2 separate regions of the Homo sapiens genome follow, and region 1 is linked to region 2. The links are chromatin loops, found by intact Hi-C in ENCODE. Cell type or tissue: mammary epithelial cell. All regions are shown on one strand. Links, peaks and the distances in the headings refer to the core of each region. The heading gives the core; the rest is flanking DNA.

Region 1 (10,937 bases), core at 3,613-8,612, 120 kb after region 2:
ATTGACAGTGGGGTGTTAAAGTCTCCCATTATTAATGTGTGGGAGTCTAAGTCTCTTTGTAGGTCACTCAGGACTTGCTTTATGAATCTTGGTGCTCCTGTATTGGGTGCATATATATTTAGGATAGTTAGCTCTTCTTGTTGAATTGATCCTTTTACCATTATGTAATGGCCTTCTTTGTCTCTTTTGATCTTTGTTGGTTTAAAGTCTGTTTTATCAGAGACTAGGATTGCAACCCCTGCCTTTTTTTGTTTTCCATTTGCTTGGTAGATCTTCCTCCATCCTTTTATTTTGAGCCTATGTGTGTCTCTGCACATGAGATGGGTTTCCTGAATACAGCACACTGTTGGGTCTTGACTCTTTATCCAATTTGCCAGTCTGTGTCTTTTAATTGGAGCATTTAGTCCATTTACATTTAAAGTTAATATTGTTAGGTGTGAATTTGATCCTGTCATTATGATGTTAGCTGGTTATTTTGCTCATTAGTTGATGCAGTTTCTTCCTAGTCTTGATGGTCTTTACATTTTGGCATGATTTTGCAGCGGCTGGTACCGGTTGTTCCTTTCCATGTTTAGCACTTCCTTCAGGAGCTCTTTTAAGGCAGGCCTGGTGGTGACAAAATCTCTCAGCATTTGCTTGTCTGTAAAGTATTTTATTTCTCCTTTACTTATGAAGCTTAGTTTGGCTGGATATGAAATTCTGCGTTGAAAATTCTTTTCTTTAAGAATGTTGAATATTGGCCCCCACTCTCTTCTGGCTTGTAGGGTTTCTGCCAAGAGATCCGCTGTTAGTCTGATGGGCTTCCCTTTGAGGGTAACCCGACCTTTCTCTCTGGCTGCCCTTAACATTTTTTCCTTCATTTCAACTTTGGTGAATCTGACAATTATGTGTCTTGGAGTTGCTCTTCTCGAGGAGTATCTTTGTGGCGTTCTCTGTATTTCCTGAATCTGAACGTTGGCCTGCCTTGCTAGATTGGGGAAGTTCTCCTGGATAATATCCTGCAGAGTGTTTTCCAACTTGGTTCCATTCTCCCCATCACTTTCAGGTACACCAATCAGACGTAGATTTAGTCTTTTCATATAGTCCCATATTTCTTGGAGGCTTCGTTCGTTTCCTTTTATTCTTTTTTCTCTAAACTTCCCTTCTTGCTTCATTTCATTCATTTCATCTTCCATTGCTGATACCCTTTCTTCCAGTTGATCGCATCGGCTCCTGAGGCTTCTGCATTCTTCATGTAGTTCTCGAGCCTTGGTTTTCAGCTCCATCAGCTCCTTTAAGCACTTCTCTGTATTGGTTATTCTAGTTATACATTCCTCTAAATTTTTTTCAACGTTTTCAACTTCTTTGCCTTTGGTTTGAATGTCCTCCTGTAGCTCAGAGTAATTTGATCGTCTGAAGCCTTCTTCTCTCAGCTCATCAAAGTCATTCTCCATCCAGCTTTGTTCTGTTGCTGGTGAGGAACTGCGTTCCTTTGGAGGAGGAGAGGCGCTCTGCTGTTTAGAGTTTCCAGTTTTTCTGTTCTGTTTTTTCCCCATCTTTGTGGTTTTATCTACTTTTGGTCTTTGATGATGGTGATGTACAGATGGGTTTTTGGTGTGGAGGTCCTTTCTGTTTGTTAGTTTTCCTTCTAACAGACAGGACCCTTAGCTGCAGGTCTGTTGGAATACCCTGCCGTGTGAGGTGTCAGTGTGCCCCTGCTGGGGGGTGCCTCCCAGTTAGGCTGCTCGGGAGTCAGGGGTCAGGGACCCACTTGAGGAGGCAGTCTGCCCGTTCTCAGATCTCCAGCTGCGTGCTGGGAGAACCACTGCTCTCTTCAAAGCTGTCAGACAGGGACATTTAAGTCTGCAGAGGTTACTGCTGTCTTTTTGTTTGTCTGTGCCCTGCCCCCAGAGGTGGAGCCTACAGAAGCAGGCAGGCCTCCTTGAGCTGTGGTGGGCTCCACCTAGTTCGAGCTTCCCGGCTGCTTTGTTTACCTAATCAAGCCTGGGCAATGGCGGGCGCCCCTCCCCCAGCCTCGCTGCCGCCTTGCAGTTTGATCTCAGACTGCTGTGCTAGCAATCAGCGAGACTCCGTGGGCATAGGACCCTCCGAGCCAGGTGTGGGATATAATCTCATGATGTGCCGTTTTTTAAGCCCGTCGGAAAAGCGCAGTATTCGGGTGGGAGTGACCCGATTTTCCAGGTGCCGTCCCTCACCCCTTTCTTTGACTCGGAAAGGGAACTCCCTGACCCCTTGCACTTCCCAAGTGAGGCAATGCCTCGCCCTGCTTCGGCTCGTACACGGTGCGCGCACCCACTGACCTGTGCCCACTGTCTCGCACTCCCTAGTGAGATGAACCCGGTACCTCAGATGGAAATGCAGAAATCACCGTCTTCTGCGTCGCTCACGCTGGGAGCTGTAGACCGGAGCTGTTCCTATTCGGCCATCTTGGCTCCTCCCCGAGGTAATAGCCTATATCTTTATTTTTATTAACCTCTAGCCAAAATGTAGCATTTCCTTTTATTATAAATATAAGCAACAATCACAGTAGTATTAGCTTTACTTGTGACTTTATCACCAATAGAAATCACAGACAAGTTTATACAATATTACATTTGTTACAAATATCTTAAAATACTGTTGATAGTCATTAGTACACTGAAATTTTTGTTATTAGACTTGTGATTATCATGTTAATAAAGAAGCATATACATTGCTCTATCATGAATTTATTTTTAAAACTAGTATTTTTTTAATTTAAAAAACTATTTATTTTTATTGTTTCAGACCAGTTTTAAGTTTACAGAAAAATTGGGTGGAAAGTTTAAGGAGTTCCCATATGCCCCATACCCCCACACATGTACAACCTCCTCTGCTATGGACATCCTGCACCTGGGTGGTACATTTGTTAAAATTGATGTACTTACATTGATACACCATTATCACACAAAGTCCATAGTTTACATGAGTCTTCACCCTTGATGTACATTCTACAGGTTTGGACAAATGTATAATGGTGTGTATCCATCACTGAAGTATCATACAGAAGTTTCACTGCCCTAAAATCTTTGTGCTCTGCCTGTACTCTTCCCTCTCTTCCCACTAAACCCTGGCAACCACTGGTCTTTTTATAGTCTTCACAGATATGTCTTTCCAGAACATCATATAGTTGGAATCATACAGTATGTAGCCTTTTCAGATTTGCTTCTTTCACTTAGTAATATCCATTTAAGTTTCTTCCATGTCTTTTTATGTTTTGATAGCTCATTTCTGTTTAATGCTGAATAATATTTCATTGTTTGGATGTGCCACAGTTTATCTATCTATTCACCTATTGAAGGAGTCACGGTTGCTTCCAAATGTTGTCAATTATGAATAAAGATGCTATAAACATTTGTGTGCAAGTTTTTGTGTGAACATAAGTTTTCAATTCATTAGGCAAATACCAAGGGACATGCTTGCTGCATCATATAGTAAGACTATGTTTAGTTTTGTGAGACACTACCAAACTGTCTTTTGAAGTGGCATTTTGCATTCCCACTATCAATGAATGAGAGTTCCTGTTTCTCCACACCTTCACTAGCATTTGGTGGTGTCAGTGTTTTCGATTTTGGCCATTCTAATAGATGTGTAATGGTATCTCATTATTGCTTTAATTTGCAATTCCCTAATGACACATGATATTGAACACCTTTTCATATACTTACTTGTCATCTGTATATCTTCTTTAGTGAGGTGTTCCTTCAGGTCTTTTGCCCTTCAGGTCTTTTTCAATCCAGTTGTTTCTTATTGTTGAGTTTTAAGAGTTCTATGACTATGTTAGATAACAGTCCTTTATTACATATATCTTTTGCAAATATTTTCTCCAAGTCTGCAGCTTTTCTTCTTATTCACTTCCCATTGTCTTTCACAGAACAGAAATTTTAAGTTCTAATGTAGTCCAGCTTATCAACTCTTTTTTTCATGGATCGTGGCTTTGGTGTTCTAGCTAAAAAGTCATTGCCTTACCCAAGGTCTTATATTATCTTCTAGGAGTTTTATAGCTTTGTGTTTTACACTTAGGTCTATGATCCATTTTGGGTTAATTTTTGTGATGGGTGTAAAGTTTGTGTCTAGATTCTTTTTTTTTTTTTGCACATCGATTCCCAGTTGTTCCAGAAACATTTGTTGAAAAGACTTTCTTTGCTCCATTGTATTGCCTTCGCTTCATCGTATTGTCTTTGCTCCTATATAGTCAAAGACCAGTTGACTATATTTGTGTGTGTCTGTTTTTGGGCTCTCTGTTCTGTTCTATTGATCTGTTTGCCTATTTTTGGCCACACTGTATTGATTAGTGTAGCTATATAGTAAGTCTTGAAGTGGGAAAGTGTCAATCCTTCAAGTTTGTCTTTCTCTTTCAATATTGTGTTGTCAGAGTTTTGTAGTTTTCCTCTTATAGATCTTGTACATATTTTGTTAGATTTATTCCTAAGGATTTATTTTTTTGGGGATGCTAACATAAATGGTAATGTGTTTTAAATTTCAATTTCCACTTGTCCATTGTTAGTACAGTCAACCCTCTATATTTGTGGGTTTTCACATCTGCAGACTCAACCAACAGTGGATAAAAAAATCTGAAAAACAAAAACCCAATAATAATAATAACAATATACCAATGAAAATAGTACAAATAAAAAACAATGCAGTACAACAACTATTTTCCTGGCACTTGTATTGTATTAAGTTATAGGTAATCTAGAGATAACAAAGTATATGGAAAGATGTGCATAGGTTAAATGCAAATATTATGTCATTTTATATAAGGAACTGGAACATTGGCACATTTTGGTATCTTCATGGGGTCCTGGAACCAGTCTCCTATGGATACCAAGGGATGATTGTATACAGGAAAGCAATTAACTTTTTAATATTAGTCTTACATTCTGCAACCTCACAGTAATTGCTTATTAGTTCCAGGAGTGTTTTTGTCAATTCTTTTGGACTTTCTACATAGATGATCATGTTACCTGCAAATAAAGACAGTGTTATTTCTTCTTTTTAATCTGTATGCCTTTTATTTCTTTGTTTTGTCTTTTTGTATCAGTTAGGACTTCCAATATGATGTTGAAAACAGTGGTGAGAGGGAGTATCCTTGCCTTATTCTTGATCTTAGCGGGAAAGCCTCAAGATTCTCACCACTCAGTATGATGTCAGCTTAAGATTTTTTGTAGTTGTTCTTTACCAAGTTGAGGAAGTTCTCCTGTGTTCCTAGTTTTCTGAGAGTTTTTTTAAAAATCATAAATGGGTGTTGTATTTTGTTAAATGTTTTTTCTGATTGACATAATGTGATTTTTCTTCTTTAGCCTATTGATGTGGTATATTACATTAACTGGATATTCTAATGTTAAACCTGCCATGCATACCTGGGATAAATCCCACGTGGTAATAATTATTTTTATACATTGTAGAATATGCTTCAGTATTTTGTTAAGGCTTTTTGCACCTATGCTTGTGAGAAATACTGGCACGCACTTTTCTTTTCTTGTAATGTCTTTGTCTGGTTTTGGTATTACACTAATGTTGGTCATATAGAATGAATTAGAAAGTATTTCCTCTGCTTCTATATTCTAAAAGAGATTTTAGAGAATTGGTAAATATATTTTTAAATCTTTGGTAGAATTCACCACCGAACCCATCTGGGCCTGGAGCTTTCTGTTTTGGAAAGTTATAAATTATTGATTCAACTTAATAGGTATAGGCCTATTCATTTTGTCTACTTTTGTACGAGTTTTGGTAAATTGTGTCTTTCAAGGAATTGGTTCATTTCATTAAGGTTGTCAAATTTGTGGGCATAGGTTTGTTCATAATATTTCTTTGTTAACCTTTTAATGTCCATGGAATTGGTAGTGATGTCACCTGTTCCGTTACTGATATTAGCAATTTGTGTCTTCTCTTTCTTTTTTTCTTTGTAAGCTTGGCTAGAGGCTTATTGATTTTATCCATTTTTTTCCCCAAAGAATCAACCTTTTTTGTTTTGTTGATTTTGTCTACTGATTTTGTGTTTCCAATTACATTAAGTTCTGCTCTAATTTTTATTATTTCTTCTGCTTACTTTGGATTTAATTTGCTCTTCTTTTTCTAGTTTCCTAAGGTAGAAAGTTTTATTAGTGATTTTAGACCTTTCTTTAACATATGTGTTCCATGCATATATTTCTCTCTAAGCACTGCTTTCACTGCATCCACAAATTTTGGTAAGTTGTATTTTATTTTAGTTGAAAATATTTTAACATTTCTGTTGAGGTTTCTCCTTTGACAAATGTGTAATTTAGAAGTGCATCATTTAATCTACAAGCATTTGGGGATTTTCCAGCTATCATTCTGTTGTTGATATCTAGTTTAATTCCATTGTTTTCTGAGAGCAGATGTATGAGTCCTATTCTTTTAAATTTGTGATGGTGTGTTTTATGGCCCAGGATATGGCCTATCTTGTTGAATGTTCCATATGAGCTTGAGGAGACTGTGTAATCTGCTGTTATTGAATGGAGTAATCTACAGATGTCAATTATATCCAATTGTTTGATGATGCCTTTAAATTCAATTATATTCTTAGTGATTTTCTGCCTCCTGCTGTCCATTTTTGATAGGGGTATTGTGAAGTGTCCAAGTATATTAGATTTATTTATTTCTCATTTTACCTTATGAATTTGGATGCTGGATTGTTAAGTGCATACACTTTAAGAATTGCCATTTCTTTTTGGAATATTGACGCCTTTATTTTTATGTAATGGCCTTTTTTTTTTTTTTTGAGATGGAGTCTTACTGTCACCCAGGCTGGAGTGCAGTGGCATGATCTCGGCACACTGCAACCTCTGCCTCCCAGGTTCAAGTGATTCTTCTGCCTCAGCCTCCCCCATAGTTAGGATTTCAGGCATGCGCAACCACCCCTGGCTAATTTTTGTATTTTTATAGAGACAGGGTTTCACCATGTTGGCAAGGCATTGTTGCTATTATTATTTTGAACAAATTGTCATCTGTTAGATCAACTAAGAACAAGAAAAATAAAATTTTGGGCCAGGTGCAGTGTCTCATGCCTGTTTCACCATGTTGGCCAGGGTTTCACCAGCCTGACCTCAAGTGATCTGCCCATCTTGGCCTCCCAAAGTGCTGGGATTACAGGTGTGAGCCACCACACTTGGATAATGGCCTTCCTTATCCCTGATAAAATTAATTGCTCTGAAGTCTGCTTTGTCTGAAATTAATATAGCTACACCTACTTTGTTTTGATTAGTGTTTGGCACATTTTTCTCTATTACTTTACTTTTTTTTTTTTTTTGAGACAAGGTCTTGCTCTGTTGCCCAGGCTGAAGTGCAGTGGCACAATCACAGTTCACTGCAGGCTCGACCTCTCAGGGAACGTATTCTCCTACCTTAGCCTCTGGAGTAGCTGGAACCACAGGAACATGCCACCATGCCCAGCTATTTTTGTATGTTTTGTAGAGACGGGGTTTCTCCATGCTTCCTAGGCTGGTCTCAAATGATTGAACCCAAGCAATCCACCAGCCTCAGTGTCCCAAAATGCTGGGATCACAAGCATGAGACACCGCGCCTGGCCAGTCATTACCTTACTTTTAATTCGTAAGTGTCTTTATATTTGAAGTAGATTTCTTATTGACAACATATAGTTGGTCTTGTTTTTTTTTTGTTTGTTTATTTTTGTTTTCTATTCTAAGAATATCTGTCTTCTATTTGGTGCATTTAGACCACTGGCATTTAAAGTAATTAGTGATATAGTTGGATTAATATCTACCATATTTTTTGCTTTCGCATTTGTTGCCCTTGTTCTTTGTTCCTATTTTTGTCTTTCACACTTATTCTGCCTTTTATGGTTTTAATTGAGCACTGTGTGATTCCATTTTCTCTCCTTTCTTAGCATGTCAAATATATTTAAAAAACATTTCAAATAGTTGCTCTATAGTTTGCTGTATACACTTAACAGCTAATCCAAGTCAATCGTCAAATAGCACTATACCACTTCATGGGTAGTGCAAATACCTTATAATAATAAAATTTCTTCAATTCTTCTCTCCAGTTCCTTGTATCATCGTTGTCATTCATTTCACTTGTACATAAGCATACATAGTTGAATGCATTGTTGGTATTATTATTTTGAACAAATTGTCATCTGTTAGATCAACTAAGAATAAGAAAAATAGAATTTTGGGCCAGGTGCAGTGTCTCATGCCTGTAATCCCAGTACTTCGGGAGGCCGAGGCAGGGGGATCATTTTGAGCTCAGGAGTTCAAGACCAGCCTGGGCAACATGGAGAAATCCTGTCTCTACTAAAAATATAAAAATTAGCCAGGCATGGTGGCGGATGCCTGTGATCCCAGCTACTTGGGAGGCTGAGGCTGGAGAATCACTTGAACCCAGGAGACGGAGGTTGCAGTGAGCCAAGATCATGCTACTGCACTCCAGCCTGGGTGACAGAGCAAGACAGTCTCAAAAAAAACAAAAATAAACCAAGAAAACAAAAAAACAAAAAAAAAAAGAGAGAGAAAGCCGGGCGCAGTGGCTCACGCCTGTAATCCCAGAGCTTTGGGAGGCCGAGGCCGGCGGATCACGAGGTCAGGAGATTGAGACCATCCAGGCTAACACGGTGAAACCCCATCTCTACTAAAAATACAAAAAATTAGCTGGGCATGGTGGCATGCAGCTGTAGTTCCAGCTGCTTGGGAGGCTGAGGCAGGAGAATTGCTTGATCCGGGGAGGTGGAGGTTGCAGTGAGCCAAGATTGTGACACTGCGCTGCAACCTGGGCAACAGAGCAAGACACCATCTCAAAAAAAAAAAAAAACAAGAAAGAAGAAAAAAAGAAATAAAATTTTGTATTTTATCTTCACTTATTTATTCTCCAATGCTGATATTCTTTTCTTATGTGGGTCTGAATTTCTGACCAATATAATTTTCCTTCCTCTGAAAAACTTTTAACAAGTCTTACAAGGCAAGTTTACTGGCAATAAATTCCCTTAATTTTTGTTTGTTTGAGAAATACTTTATTTCTCCTTCACTTTTGAAGGATAATTTTTCAGAGTACAGAATTTTAGGTTTTTTTTTTTTTTTTTTTCTCTCAATACTTTAAACATTTCACTCCATGGTCTCTCACTTGCCTGGCTTTTGAGGAGAAATTGGATGTAATTTTGTCTTTGTTTCTCTACAGGTAATGGTTTTTTTCCTCCTTCTGGCTTCTTTTAGGAGTTTTTTTTTTTTTCTCTTTATCTTTGGTTTTCTAGAGTTTGAACAGCATATGCCTAGATGTAAAGTTTTCTGTTTTTTGTTTGTTTGGTATACATCCTCCTTGGTGTCCTCTGAGCTTTCTGGATCTGTGGTTTGGTATCTGACATTAATTTTCTCAGTTATTATTGGTTCAAATATTGTTTCTGTTTCTGTCTTTCTTCTTCTGGTCTTCTTAACATGTATAACTTTTGTCATTATTCCACAGTTCTTGGATACTTTGTTCTTTTTTCTCTGTTTTTCAGTTTTGGACCTTTATATTTTCTTAGCCTGAAGTTCAGAGATTCTTTTCCTAGCCATGCCCAGTCTACTAAAAGCCCGTTAAAGGCATTCTGCATTTCTCTTATAGTGTTTTTGACGTCCAGCATTTCTTTCTGATTCTTTCTTAGAGTTTCCATCTTTCTTCTTATTATCCATCTGTTCTTGCATGTTGTCTACTTTTTCCACTGGATCTCTTAGCATACCCATCATAGTTGTTTTAAATTACCATTTTGATAATTCAAACATCCCTGCCATATCTGATTCTGGTTCCGAAGCTTGTTCAGCGTCTTCAAACAGTGATTTTTTTTTTGCCTTTTAGTGTGCTTTGTCATTTTTTGTTATAATCTGGACATGAGTTACTGGTAGAAAGGAATTCTGCCAAGTAGGCCTTTAGTTGTATGGTGGCAAGGTATTGGAGAGGGGAAGCATTCTACAGTTTTATGAGTAGGTCTCAGTCTTTTGGTGAACCTGTGTCTGGGACTGTGAATTCACCAGTGCTTCTCAGTTTTATTCTTCCTTAGATGGGACAGAATGGATAGAGGGGGCTGGAGTTTGGTATTTTTCTTCCCCCTGGTCAGCTAGGCTCTAATAAAACCCCAGCAGGTTAGGCTCTGGTGAGACAGATTCTTCTAAGGGCAGGCCTTGTTAAGAACAAAATATTATAGTGTATTTCAGAATGGCAATTTTTATCCTCCCCAGCTGGAAGCATGAGAAGATTTTTCTCTGATATTCACTGTGAGGACCTGGTAGAACTCCTGGAGGTAAGACCCACAGAAGTGTGGGGGGCCAACTATGACTGGGTTCCACTGGAGTTTGTAACTCTCTGACTTGTCCACACGGAGCCTCTAGCAGTTCATCAATTACAATTATAGTTTTCCTGCTTTTGTCCTGGTTCTTGCAAAAGTTTTTGGTCATCGGTTCCTACTCTGGAATCTCAGTTGTGATTCTCTGTGTTAGGCTGTCTGTCTCTCCAATTTTGGGGGAAGCGGTTTTCCCTGTGACCTTGCTTCTTCAACAAATCGAAGGAGAGTTGTTGATACTCAATCTGTAAAAAGTAAAAAGTTCAGCTTTTTACTTGTTGCTAAGATGGAGTGGTGGCTTCTAAGCGCCTTACATGCCACACCGGAAACCCAGAGTGTTACACATTTATTTAAAAATATTTCACTACTGATATTTCCATATTATTGGTTTCCTCTACAATACCGTTTATTGTGTTTTATATTTACAAAACCCCCAAAGTATTAATCTGGGTGCACAGACTTCACCAAAATGCCAGAGGGTTTCATAGTATACAAGAGTTTAAGAAGCCTTGATCTAAATGAACAGGAAATGAAGGAAACCTTATGTTGGATTCTATTTTGCTATGTAGTAGGGTATATCAAGTTTGGTAGAGATTTCATTGAGTTTTAAGGCAATGGGCGACAATCA
Region 2 (5,000 bases), core at 1-5,000:
GCTAACGAGTTGTTTTCTCCCAAAACCTTTTAGCTGGTAGTTCCTACAGCTGCTTCCTCCCCTCTCCCTTTTAGGTAGCTTAGGAAGTTTGCCACATTTGCAAATGAGTTTATGTCTTTTAGTTCAATTTGAGATATTAGTCTATTTATTAGTGCAATTTCTCTGTTATAGGAGTAGCTATCCAGATCACAAGGAAGGGGAGGACCCCAATAAGGCTGAGGAGTTGCCCTCAGAAAAGAACTTGGAATATGATGATGAAACCATGGAATTGATTCTGCCTTCTGGTAAGTGCATTTGTCAAAAATAAATAGCTTAATGCCAGTGGGATTGAGGGAGAAGCATATCTCCATCAATTACTTTCCATACTGAGGGAAATAGACCATAAGCTTAAAGTATATGTTTGGGTTCTCATGTACGGTGTAAACCCTGAAGGTTGCTGCTCAGCTCTAAGTTGCCTGTTTTGTTTAAATTTGATCAGTGTTTCTGTTCATTTCTGGGTTATGATTCAGAATGTTTGATCAGGCATTTCTTTTTTTTTTTTTTTTAGATGTAGACCTTTTCTATTCTGTTCTTTATTTATTTATCTTTTTTGGTCCTGTCTAGGTTTCTCCTGTTAATTGTAACCTTACTGTTATTCTTTGAACTGATTCCTGTTTCCTTTTGTTGCTCAGACTTCCAAATGGTAGTTTGGTGTGGGTGTATCTGACTCATGGTGGAAATTTAGCCACCATGAGGTATGAAAAGATGAAGAATAACCATGAATGTGAGAAGCATACATGGTTGTTTATTGTGTAGGAAGAAAGAATCGTGATTAACTGATAAGAATAGGAGAAGCTACAGAAGACATGTTTGAGAAATGAAAGGGGATGGAAAGGTAGAGATGATAATAAGATCTTAATGTCTGGTATTTACTGAGCAGTTAGCACATTCAGGCAGATGTATTTGTCTTTATAGGCCAACGTGAGTTAGATTCCAGCATCTTCATTTTACATATGAAGCTTAGAGAGGCTGAGTAACTTACCAGGATCACATGCCTAATCAGCAAAGCCTTTTTCCAATATCTGTATACTGCCTTGGGAGATTTGCAGTAACGGTGCAGGCAGGAACAACACACCCTGCTGGTGGAGAGGTCCGCAATGAAGCAGCCTTGTCTTATGGCTTTCCACATAGAATGTCACTGCTTAGGTACAGATGACTATCTTTAGCTCAGAATGATAACCCTGTAAGGCCAAGAGCAGCTTTAGAGTGTGGCAATAGGAGGAAAGGTCAGGCAGAACCTATTTTGAAGATGACAGTTCTTTCTACAGTGATAAGAAGGTTATAATGCAATATATTATTATGGCCTATCTAATACACAGTGGTAAAACCTAAATCCCAGAGAACCTTTTCTAGTCTTTCTCTGGTGACAGTACCCATATAGAACATCAGAAATATGTTTAATAACTTATTTTCCAGAACTGTATGTTTGACTTGTTGTCTCCTTAGCTTCTGCTTCTTAAACGGTAGAATCAGATAACCATAGACCTTAAGTAAATTGAATAAGACAATCCTAGTACAGCAGTGTCTGCCGTGTAGTAGGATCACTATAGTGTTTGCTTCATTTTGCATCTACTTTAGCACAATATATTACAAACCTTAGCATAACGTGAGCATATCTATTCAAGAAATCTAGGATGTTTCAGAGAAGTTTTCATCTAGACTTTAAATTTTTGAAACTTATAAAAAATAAAGAATCCTCAGCTTTGTCCTGGGTGACTGAGTTTTTTAAGGTATCTAAAAAGATACCCATTTTGACCGCCAAAGCCAAGCCCATTTTTGGCTTTGGCTAGCCTTAGAAAGATCTTAGAGAGATCTTCCTCTCCCACATCCAGATGGCTTAGTAACTCCTAAATGTCTTTTGAGTATTTTTGAGTATTTTTTTTTTTGTATTCATTTATCTGTGTCACCATTATACCCTCCTGTCTGGTCATCTCTAATCTGGTTTCCACATGACCACCAAAACATTCTTTCTAAAACACCAGTAGATTTTCTTTACCCTCTGTAGTTCCTCCACTGGGAGCCATTGCCTTTAGGGTAACTTTGAGTTTCTCTCGCTTCTGGTCCCTCAGGTGTGTAGTGCTATTCCTCTACCCCACCCACATACAGTTCTCTTCCTCTGGGTGTTTACATGTGTGGTGCCTCTTTTATTCCTACTTTTCTTGTAAGATTCAACTTATTTAGATTCAACCCTCTGGGAAGGCTTCCTGAACTCATCTTCTGTCCATTTACTGGGTAACAAGAGTCTCTCCCCTGCTGCTGGGACACTAAATCTAGTTACTCAGATTGGACTTCAGTAAAATCAAGCAGGCTATCTCAAAGCTAATGACAAAAAGTATCCACTAGAGGGCACTGTGAGCATTTATTTTGAAGATTGTGGTCTGGCAAGGTTTTTTTGGGTTTCCTTCGTTGCTCTTCAGCTCTTTTGGAGTAAGTTGGTATGAAAGGCCCATTCAATTGGATGTCAGAAATTGTAAGGCCGTTTGTTAAGAAGGAGTGGACATTAGCCTGGTGTGATGGTGTGTGCCTATAGTCTCAGCTAAGGCAGGAGGATCACTTGAGCCCAGGAAGTCAAGAGTCACAAGGCTGCAGTGAGTCATGATCACGCCACTGCACTCCAGCCTGGGTGATAGAACAATATGCTGTCTCCTAAAAACAAAAAAAGAAAAAAAGGAGTGGATGGTCTATAAGTGGCTACTGCTGTGTCAAAAGCTAGATGGACAGGTCGCATGCTTCACCATGACTTAGACATAACCAATCCCTTATTTATTGGGCAGTCACCCTGTGTTCTAGAAAATACTTTTCCTTGATGAGGGCCTTCAAGTGTAGCTGTCCTTAGCCCATCATACGTGGTGCTAATATCAGGTGGTCACTGTCATTGGCACAGGGTAGGGGGAGCTCTGAATGCTATTTTCAGTTCCTTCTTACCAGCTGTTGGAAACCTTGGCATTGAGTAATGAAGCCATTTCAAAGACGCTTTAAAAGGCCAACGTGCTGTAGGATGTGTTTCCACATGTTGCTTAAGAATATAAGTATATTGAATTCTTATGTACTAATGACCAACATTATCACCTTGCAAACCTGGAGCGTCCAGACCTAACGTTACAAATAGAACATCACAGTGAACAATGCTGGAATTTCCTGTAGACCCTCCATTTAAGCTTGTGTTTTATCCATCAACTACATCTCACCTATTTCCTGTGGTCTAAGAGCTTTGTTAACTCTTATGCTGTCAAAACAGTCAGGTTTAGGGAAAATGTTTTTATCCACACTAGTATCCAAAGACCATGTCTTTGAATCGAAAGCTTCTTTTTGTCATCTCTTGAGTATGATGATAAAACAAGCAACTGAAAGTAACTACTTTTCCATATCTGTGTATCAAGCAAATTATTTTCCAGTTATTTTGGCAGGTATAGGGACTTAAAATAACCAAAATAATTTTCTTATGCAAATTGAAAGTCTGGATCCTAAAAGCAAATACAGACTTCCACAATATTTATAGTATCTGGTTCATGGTCTTTTTACACAAAAGATTCTGAAAGAAATGGCTTTACCTAGGTAAATATAAATCTTTCCTGGAAACCGTACACAGGGTTCTACCTAGCCAACTATCCTTTATTCATTTTCAGTGGAAATGGCTTTTTCGTGCCTTATGTATATGCTGTTGTTAAATATCTGCATGGTTATGTCTGTCTGGGAAGATATTTGATTACTTTTGTCCTAATTAATATTCTTGTGAAAGGATAGTGTGTATTTAGTAAGCTTTTAGGTAATGCTGATGACACTGGCTTTGCAATGCTGATGACCACCTTTGGAGAGCCACTGCTCTGAGGGAGCCTGGAATTAGTCATCTCTAAACCCAGCCCCCTTCAGGTCATCTCCCTTGAACTTATGACACATGGGTTGGGACATTTTCCCTAGAAAGGGCCAGAGGTGATCGTTTAGGCTTTGTGTGCAATTCTGTCTCTGCAGCAGCTTCCCACCTCTGCTGTTGTAGCAAGCACCAAAGCATCGAGAGATAATACCTACACAGTTGAGCGTGGCTGTGTGGCAGTAAAACAAACCAAAACAGGCGGTTGGCCAGATTTGGTTCTCTGGCTGTAGTTTGCCACCCCTAGATTAATATATCAGATGTGCCTCACCCTTAAATAAGAACCTTGAATTGTTCCTCCAGTAGATATCTTTACTTACCTCAGGTTTTTATTATTCCAGCTACAGAATTTCCAATTGGTGGCCAATACCTTTGTCCCATAGTTTTTTTTTTTTTTTTTTTTTTGGAGACGGAGTCTTGCTGTGTTGCCCAGGCTGGAGTGCAGTGGTATGATCTTGGCTCACCGCAAGCTCCGCCTCCCGGGTTCACACCATTCTCCTGCCTCAGCCTCCCGAGTAGCTGGGACTACAGGTGCCCACCACCACGCCCGGCTAATTTTTTTGTGCTTTTAGTAGAGATGGGGTTTCACCGTGTTAGCCAGGATGGTCTCGATCTCCTGACCTCGTGATCCGTCCACCTAGGACTCCCAAAGTGCTGGGATTACAGGCGTGAGCCACCGCACCCGGCCCTGTCCCATAGTTTTTTTATTTGAAATATTCAGAGTCTATTTTCTTTTTTCTCACTCTGTTACAAGTTAGTGGGCCTATGAGATAATGAGATATACAATCGTGTTGTAATAACATCAGCATACTTTGAAAATTAAATTTAGAAATTCATTTCTGAAAGCATGATTGACTCACATAGTTTTACCAGATCCTACTAAATAAGCAAAAGCTATAGACAGAATTCAACTTAATCACCTTTTAAAATTCATATTCACCAGGTGATTTCCATCATTTAGGAAGCAATAGGTCAGGGTTACTCAGCCTTGGCACTATTGACATTTTGGACTGAATAATTCTTTGTTATGGGGGGCTGTCCTGTGCATGTAAAGATGTTTAATAGCATCTCTGGCCTCTACCCACTAGGTGCC

What was found. Peaks named below come from ENCODE experiments on the same cell type or tissue, not always from the same donor. Only the 100,000 strongest peaks of a DNase experiment are listed, where the experiment ranks them.
Region 1: it touches region 2 in a loop (13-fold over the local background); 10 of 110 quality-filtered maps call a loop at or near these places.

Annotation. Positions count from the first base shown.
Region 1 is chr5:16,326,914-16,337,850 of GRCh38, reverse strand. No RefSeq gene overlaps it. Among named protein-coding and RNA genes, the nearest start is that of LINC02150, 110 kb to the left of the region's middle. RefSeq lists an enhancer at 1,690-2,237. In mammary epithelial cell, for the core only: a CTCF peak has its summit at 6,600 (motif pointing left); no DNase peak of the experiment used is centred there.
Region 2 is chr5:16,453,801-16,458,800 of GRCh38, reverse strand. It overlaps ZNF622 (zinc finger protein 622), which reads left to right. Exons shown (of 6, transcript NM_033414.3): 4 at 172-284. Among named protein-coding and RNA genes, the nearest start is that of ZNF622, 9.5 kb to the left of the region's middle. In mammary epithelial cell, for the core only: CTCF peaks have their summits at 1,116, 2,385 (motif pointing right) and 4,995 (motif pointing right); a DNase peak (open chromatin) is centred at 2,600; H3K27ac peaks cover 1,746 bases.